Regions from separate parts of the Mus musculus genome. Here regions 2 and 3 are each linked to region 1. Evidence: chromatin loops called from intact Hi-C (ENCODE). Cell type or tissue: heart. All regions are shown on one strand. Region 1 holds the start of Gm36570 (a long non-coding RNA gene). Region 2 has its middle 190 kb from the start of F9. Region 3 has its middle 4.4 kb from the start of Gm36631.

What was found. Peaks named below come from ENCODE experiments on the same cell type or tissue, not always from the same donor. Only the 100,000 strongest peaks of a DNase experiment are listed, where the experiment ranks them.
Region 2: a loop joins it to region 1, with 8 times the contacts of the local background. A loop is called at or near these places in 3 of 42 quality-filtered maps.
Region 3: a loop joins it to region 1, with 2.7 times the contacts of the local background. A loop is called at or near these places in 2 of 42 quality-filtered maps.

The regions. Positions count from the first base shown.
Region 1 is chrX:59,177,733-59,180,232 of GRCm38, reverse strand. It overlaps Gm36570 (a long non-coding RNA gene), which reads right to left and starts at 941. Exons shown (of 2, transcript XR_386938.3): 1 at 384-941. It also overlaps a transcript of Fgf13 not described here. In heart, CTCF peaks have their summits at 1,029 (motif pointing left) and 2,373; no DNase peak of the experiment used is centred here; H3K27ac peaks cover 995 bases.
Region 2 is chrX:59,806,332-59,808,831 of GRCm38, reverse strand. No RefSeq gene overlaps it. Among named protein-coding and RNA genes, the nearest start is that of F9, 190 kb to the left of the region's middle. In heart, a CTCF peak has its summit at 1,539 (motif pointing right); no DNase peak of the experiment used is centred here.
Region 3 is chrX:59,583,636-59,586,135 of GRCm38, reverse strand. It overlaps a transcript of Fgf13 not described here. Among named protein-coding and RNA genes, the nearest start is that of Gm36631, 4.4 kb to the left of the region's middle. In heart, no CTCF peak of the experiment used is centred here; no DNase peak of the experiment used is centred here; H3K4me3 peaks cover 184 bases.

The sequences.
Region 1 (2,500 bases):
GTGGAGTAAGAATTTGTCTTTTTAAAAAAATTGGAGAAGGGAAGAGAGCAAAAACAAGAAAGTGAGAGAGAGCAAGAGAGAATAAATTTGCTGAGGTGTTATACTGTATATAAATTCACCCACCATGAATGTATGCTCAATGTCTATGAAATTCGGAGCATCACAAGCATCTTGCAAAAATACTTAGAGGCCAACACTGTACATAAAGTTCAAGTGATGAGGGAGGGCAGTGAACGGGATAAAGTGGGCAGAGTTAGAAAAGCAGTAACTATCATGCAGTATGGCCCAAGAGTCAGTGGTTCCATACATGTTCCTCCAACAGCATGTGATTAGATGCCATGCAGTCAGTGTCACAACAGGCATGCAGATTGCACTGAACTCACTTCTTTCTGCCCCTTCTCTTCTGTGCTTCTGTAGCAGCAATTTGCGTAGAGCTCTGCTGTGTCTCTAGGGTATACTGCATCACGCAGGGAACAAACTTACTGCATTTTAGAGTCCATGAAAAAAAGCCTTCAGGGGACAAAATTCATCCTGGAAGAAGGTAAAAGACATGGATGAGACAAAGAGCAGGAGGCCGTTCCAAATGGACTGTGGAGTAGACAAAGGGAGCACTAACCCAGAGCTAGAAATAGTCATGCTTGGTCATTTGAGGTGGAGTCACAGAGGGAAGAAGACGAATGGGGGTGGGGCAAGACTGACTTCAACAGTGCAGCAAGAAGGAGGAATTTGCAAGCCAGACTGAGCAATGCAATGATGTAACTACCCCAGGCAGCCTGGCTTGCAGGAAGGCTTCTCTTGCCAAAAGGTTGAAACAAGGGGATTGCAATTAACTAAGAGAAAGTGGTTCTCTTTTAAAGCTTTCCCCATTCTAGCTAGAAGCATATGGCCCTGGCAAGAGTCCCTGCTTTTTTTTTTTTCTTCTTTCCTGGAGCATCCTGTGTCCCTTCTTTGCTGCAAATTGTTCAGGAAGAAACAAAAAACGGCAGTCAGGCTGCCTGAAAGAATAATCATTAGCCGATGCTGCCATCTCCAGGAACCTGCCTGCTAATAACCAGCATACTATAGCAGGCCAGCTTCAAACAGTAATGCTCTCCCTGCCCCCTACACAGCTGCTGCACTGGCTGAATTGGCTTATCCAGCTTGAAATTTGACTGCACAGCTGGAGGAAAGGAGAAGCTGCCCAGGGCTTCAAGAATCTGTGACTTTCAGCTGCCTTCTCTTTTCTCTGGTCTGCCAGGAATGTGTAGCACAAGTTCTATAAAGGAGGAGAAGTGTTTGTTTGCTGGTGCAACCATAATGTCTTTAACAGTTCTAGAGGCTAAAAGTAGAAGATCAGAGTGCCAATAGGCGTGGATGCCTCTGAGATTTCCAGGGTGGACAGAGGCCGGTTCATTGTATGGCTTTGACACATTCCCAATCTTTGCACATGCTGATCTCTTCTTAGAACTCCAATCAAATTGGCTTAAGGCCCAACCTAATAACCCCATTTTAACCCAGTCATCTGAAAAAGGCCTATCTTCAAACACAATGGCATTCTAAGATATTGGAACTTAGGATGTCAAAGTATGAATAGGCACAGGGCAATTAAATACAAAGTACCATAGTGTTAACTGAATGCTTCTTCTTTTTTTTTTTTTTTTTTTTAGTTTTCATCTTTTTTTTTTATTACGTATTTTCCTCAATTACATTTCCATTTGTTTCCACATTAGTACCATATGTAGGTAGATATGCTGTGCCTGGTATGTACCCAAACTTGTAACTGCCAAGAAAAAAAAATAGGTATTTAGCATAAAGAAATTGTACAAAAGTTAAAATAAGGTGAGCATGCACTAGCATGTAGCTAGTGCATTTATTCTTTTAATTTTATAAAACTTATTATTTTTAAAAACTTCCAAATAAATAAAAACATCACAAACCAAAGTAAACCAGACCCAAAGGCTATAGAACTCAGTGAACTTCTCTACAGTTGGAACAGGCATTAGGAACAAGGCTGTGTAGCTTCATGTGGAATTTTACACATTTTTTATATTGAGTTAATTTTATGCACTTATTAACCACCCAAAAAATCCATGACAGATTAAACCTAGAAAGAAAAGGAGCTTTATATCCTCTTTCATAACTCCTGCCATTACCTGCATTTTGTCCTTCCTCATCCCCATATATATAGTATTTTTCTCCTTTCCTTATACCTTACAGTATGACACAAGTGTACGATTTGAAGGCTAGGAGGATCTGATAGTCTTAGTCTGTAAGACTGCTACTATAATTTTGGGTGTATTTTATGTTTTTTAATTATGTGTTTGTGCATATGTACCTATGGAGGCCAGAGTTGCCAAATGCTCCTAGAGCTGTATTCCTGGTAGTTGTGAGCCACCTGGTGTGGGAACTAGGAACTAAACTCTTCTACAAAGAGCACTGAATGCTCTTATCCACGGAGTCACCGCTGCAGCCCTGCTTGCTGTTATTTAATGGACTAAACTATTCTTGTTAACTGGATAGT
Region 2 (2,500 bases), 630 kb before region 1:
TACAGTGATTGTACTTGTTTGCACTCCTACCAGCAATGAATATCTGTTTCTCTTACTCTACATCCTTGCCAGCATGAGTTATTATTTGTTTTATTGATCTTGGCCACTCTGACTGGTGTAAGATGAAATCTCTGGGTTGTTTTGATTTGCCTTTGCCTGATGACTAAGGATGTTAACATTTCTCTAAGAGCTTCTCAGCCATTTGGGTTTCATCTTTGGAGAATTCTTTGTTTAGACCTGCACTATCTATCTATCTATCTATCTATCTATCTATCTATCTATCTATCTATCTATCTATCTATACCTAATATATATATACATATACATATACATATATATATATATATATATATATATATATATATATATATATATATGTACTGGCTAGTTTTGTGTCAACTTGACACAGCTGGAGTTATCATAGAGAAAGAAGCTTCAGTTGAGGAAATGCCTCCATGAGATCCAACTGTAAGGCATTTTCTCAATTAGTGATCAAGGGGGAAAGGCCCCTTGTGGGTGGGACCATCTCTGGGCTGGTAGTCTTGGGTTCTATAAGAGAGCAGGCTGAGCAAGCCAGGTGAAGCAAGCCAGTAAAGAACATCCCTCCATGGCCTCTGTATCAGCTCCTGCTTCCTGACCTGTTTGAGTTCCAGTCCTGACTTCCTTTGGTGATAAACAGCAGCATGGAAGTGTAAGCCGAATAAACCCTTTCCTCCCCAACTTGCATCTTGGTCATGATGTTTGTGCAGGAATAGAAACCCTGACTAAGACAATATATATATATATATATATATAATTCATTACCCTCCTCTCATACATTACATCCTGATTACAGTGTCCCCTCTCTCCATTCCTTCCAGTCAGTCCCCTCTGACCCTGCCTACCCTTTTTTCTAGATCCACTCAGCTTTCATTTCCCTTTAGAAAAAAGCAGGCCTCCCAGGGATATCAACTGAACATGGATGGCATAACAAGTTACAATAAGACTAGGCACAAACCCTCATAAAAAGGCAACCCAATACTCTATTTTAAAATTAGGTTATTTGCTTTCTTGATATCTTGTTTTTTTTGTGTGTGTTCTGTATATATTTTGAATATTAGCTCTTTATCAAATGTGTAGTTCATAATAATCTTCCCCATTCTGCAGACTACTACTTTGTCTGAATTGCAGTGTCTTTTAGTATACACAAGCTTTTTTGTTTCATGAGGTCTTATTTATTAATTGTTGATCTTAGTGCTTGTTCTATCAGTGTTCTGTTCAGAAAGTCTTTTCCTTTGCCAGTAACTTCAAGACCTTTCCTCAACTTCTCTTCTCAGATTCAGTGTTTTTGGCCTTATAGATTCATACTTATCACCCTGCAAACAAACAAACAAACAAACAAACAAACAAACAAACAACTCTAAAGGGGCAATGTAGATTGTAGGGCCTTGGGCAACCTTGTGGAGAACTCAGGAACAAGGGTTTCTTTCCATAGTTGCCCCAACTGAGCTGAAATAGCCAAGATCTTTTACCCTCTCAATGAGTTTGCTCAATCACCACTTGATGGCAGCCTTGGGAAGAGCATTCTTTTGGAATTGTTCCCTATAGTGGTGATCTCAGATCAGGTACCTCTTTTCAGGTGAGGAACTTGAAAGAGGGTCACAGCCAGAGGATATGTGTCAACCATACTCTCCGCCAACATTCTGGAAGACTTCGTGAATAATGGTTATAGTTAGCAAACATCTAACAATTGAACAGTCCAAAGCAGAATTCAATGTTGACTCCAAGACTCTAGCATAAAGTGCCCTGGGACTATCTCACTTTGAGAAGGATCTAGCACAACATGGAATTTTCTTATTTAAAACTCATATTATGCAAATAATCAAAGCTATTATGGTCTCTTTCCCTTATGAAATAATAATCATAAATATTTACTATACTTGCTTTTTCTAAGAATAAAATAATATAAACATTAACACTTGGTCATTGCTTCATACCCATTCCCAAGGACATCTGGCTCATGGATAACATTCAGATATTGAAATGAATGAATGTGTGAATAAATCAATAAATGTGGTATTCTATAAATGCTTGTTTTTTAAAAATAAAAATGCAGTAGGAGGTTTTCATATATTAGCATATGTAAGCTTTGAAATGTCCCTATGATTACTATGGCTTTGTAACTTTCAAATGAGGAACTGGTAAGATTATATTGCCTATAATCAGATGAACTGGAACGAGAGCATAGAGTTTTGTTTTTCTCCTGTGCCACTTACTTTTCCTGCTTTCTGTGGAACCATACTATGTATTGACCAGGTAGTAGATTTTCTGCCAGGCCAACCTCTTGAGAATAAGGCATTCTCATTTTCTATAGCTGAGAATGATGACTATTTGATATTTATTAATAGTCTGTGTAAAAATAGATGTTCTGGGTCTAATACTCTATCTACTCTCTCAACATTTTCCTTCACAGAGACTTTTGTCAATGGAATATGCAGCAGAGAGCTGAGAAAGGAGATTC
Region 3 (2,500 bases), 410 kb before region 1:
GCGATGCCAGTCTTAAGTCTGACCAAGGTGTGGGTTTAATCTGCAGAACCTGCTGAACGCTTGTGTGCCTGTGTTGTTTATGGGAGCTAGAAAAGAAAGTGAAAGGGCTGCCAGTTTCTCCATTTTCCCCCTCTGAAGTCACCTATGTATCACGTTTCTGCCGTAATGCAGGGGAAAGCCCACTACCAGTACAGCAACACTTTCCTTTCCAAAGGATTCTCCTCCTCTGGAGAGAGTGAGAAAGTGAGACAGGGCCATCTCACCAAAATCTGTGAGCTTTGCTCCACCTCGCCGCTTTGGTGCCTTCGCCTTGACAGAGCCTTGGTCGAGTAAGATGATCTGCCCACAGCTGGTCTCCTACACTTAGAACAAATTGGAAGCAGGAGAACTTGGGGAAGGAATTTGGTTTCACTAAAAATAGCTGCAATATAGACCCTGTGACTTACCACTCCTCAGAACAGTCGGATATGAACAGAGCAGGGTCCACTGGCCACTGAAAATCTTCTGCATTTGTTTTTCTTGCTTGAAGCCCTTAAAGCCAAGGGGAACTTTAGGACTTGAGGGTACTTTGGCCCTGATGCAGACTCTTGGAAACCTCAGAAACGCATGGTGACGATATGACCAAGAATCTTCCTGGCCTCAGGAGTGCATGACCGTTGGCACTGATAGAATCCAGGCCCTTTAAGCTTTGGTTCATGGTGGGACCTTCTTTGCTCCTCACCACCAGGCCCGTTGCATCTCCACTTCTAAGGTAGGTGAAATCAAAATCATCCGGGGAAATGCTTCAGGAATTGGGGTCCTGTTGTGTGACACAGGCCCAGGTTTCCTCTGTCTGGGACAGGGAGACAAATGTCAGGGCAGGACAGAACCTACAAATGAAAGTCTGTGCTCCTAAAACACCCACAAAGCCATGATAGCATGTGGGAATTAGCTCTTTTCATTTCACCTTCCCACCACAAAAGCAAATGATTAGTCAGCAAGAAAACACTTAAACTGATCAACTTAACTTTCTCTCAATGTCTGTACCCAGATCTGCTTATTCCGACTACTTACATTGTCTCTCTTCTCCCACTACTGGGTGAATTTGAATTTGTCCTAGGACATTGTTTATCTATAGTCACCTTTTCTGCTATGTAACAACGAAATATAATCTAGAGTAGACCAAAAATGGATCCCTATAGTTCAAGTCTGTAGGAAAGATCCATTCGAACTAAGATTCGCAAAATACTTGATTGGATTATATTTCCTTCCTGAAATGCTGCAGTTAAGACAGATTTCTAGTTTCTAGACTGTTCAGAGCAATGGGCCTTGAGGAAGGAGTGGGAACTGAAGGGGAACTGGGAATTTTTGGATGAGAGGTTAGGATCCACTGGGAAAAAAATTATCAGTTTCGCTAATAAAAGGCTCAGGTTGGCATTTCAGCATTTTGCTAAGCAAACTCCTCGGCTAGATCCTTACTTGCCAACAATGATGTTTTCATAGAAATGAAGATATGCTTTTATAAGTGTTACACTTTCTTTAAATGAAAATGACACTCTTAAAATACCACGAATCTTGTGTCAAAAACCCTCCTGACTCAGAATTGCCTTTGTTTACTTTTACAAACAAATTAGACAAATACTTAAACATTGTATGTGTCCTCTCCACATCTATTCATTTTGCCTTCTATCTTTAAGATAGACACATGTGTCCAAATAACAAATATGAAATTTTGAACTCACAAAAATCATCCTAAATGTTATATAATCTGATCCTCATTAAAGCATGAGTCTCAATAAATGACTATCTAGTCTACCTGTGCTAGTGCTTCTCCTTTTCCTGCAACCTCAAAATGACCACATTATCCAGGTTCAGCCTTCTGCTCAGTATCACATCTTACTAACACTTTTTACTTTCATTCAGTATCATCTTGAGGCTCATTTCCTGTGTTGTAAGACTAAGTGAAACTTGAACATTCATAGTTATTTTTCCCTTGTTACTTTTAGTGCAGCCATATGGCATTACTACCACTAGGCACAAAATCATGTAGTATTTTATTAAAGTTGTCAAGGGTTTGCATTTACCATAGGTATGTATTTTATGGAAATGCTATGGAGAACATAAATTCCTTTTCTTTCCCTGAACAAGGAGATTTACTGCAAGTTACTTACAAATATTGCCCTTATGCCTAGTACTTTGACCAAGTGCATCTAATAATCAAAGTCCTATGTACAAAACCAACGTTTCACAAATGTATCCATCAGTAAAGAAATGGGTCCCCAATTCAAACATTAACAATTACCAGGCTGACTGTTCAGAAATCACCTGGGAAAAATCTGGGCTACATCCCTGGAAATTTTGACTCAGAAGTTCTGGGGTAGTGCTCTGGAAGTGAAATTTTCAGCAAGCAACCCTGGTAATTCTGATGCAACACTCGATTTGGGAAGCTCTGGAAAGGTACAGTTCTACTATGATTGTCTTGTTTGTTTAAATGTATCAATGATTTCCATTGTTTTAGAAT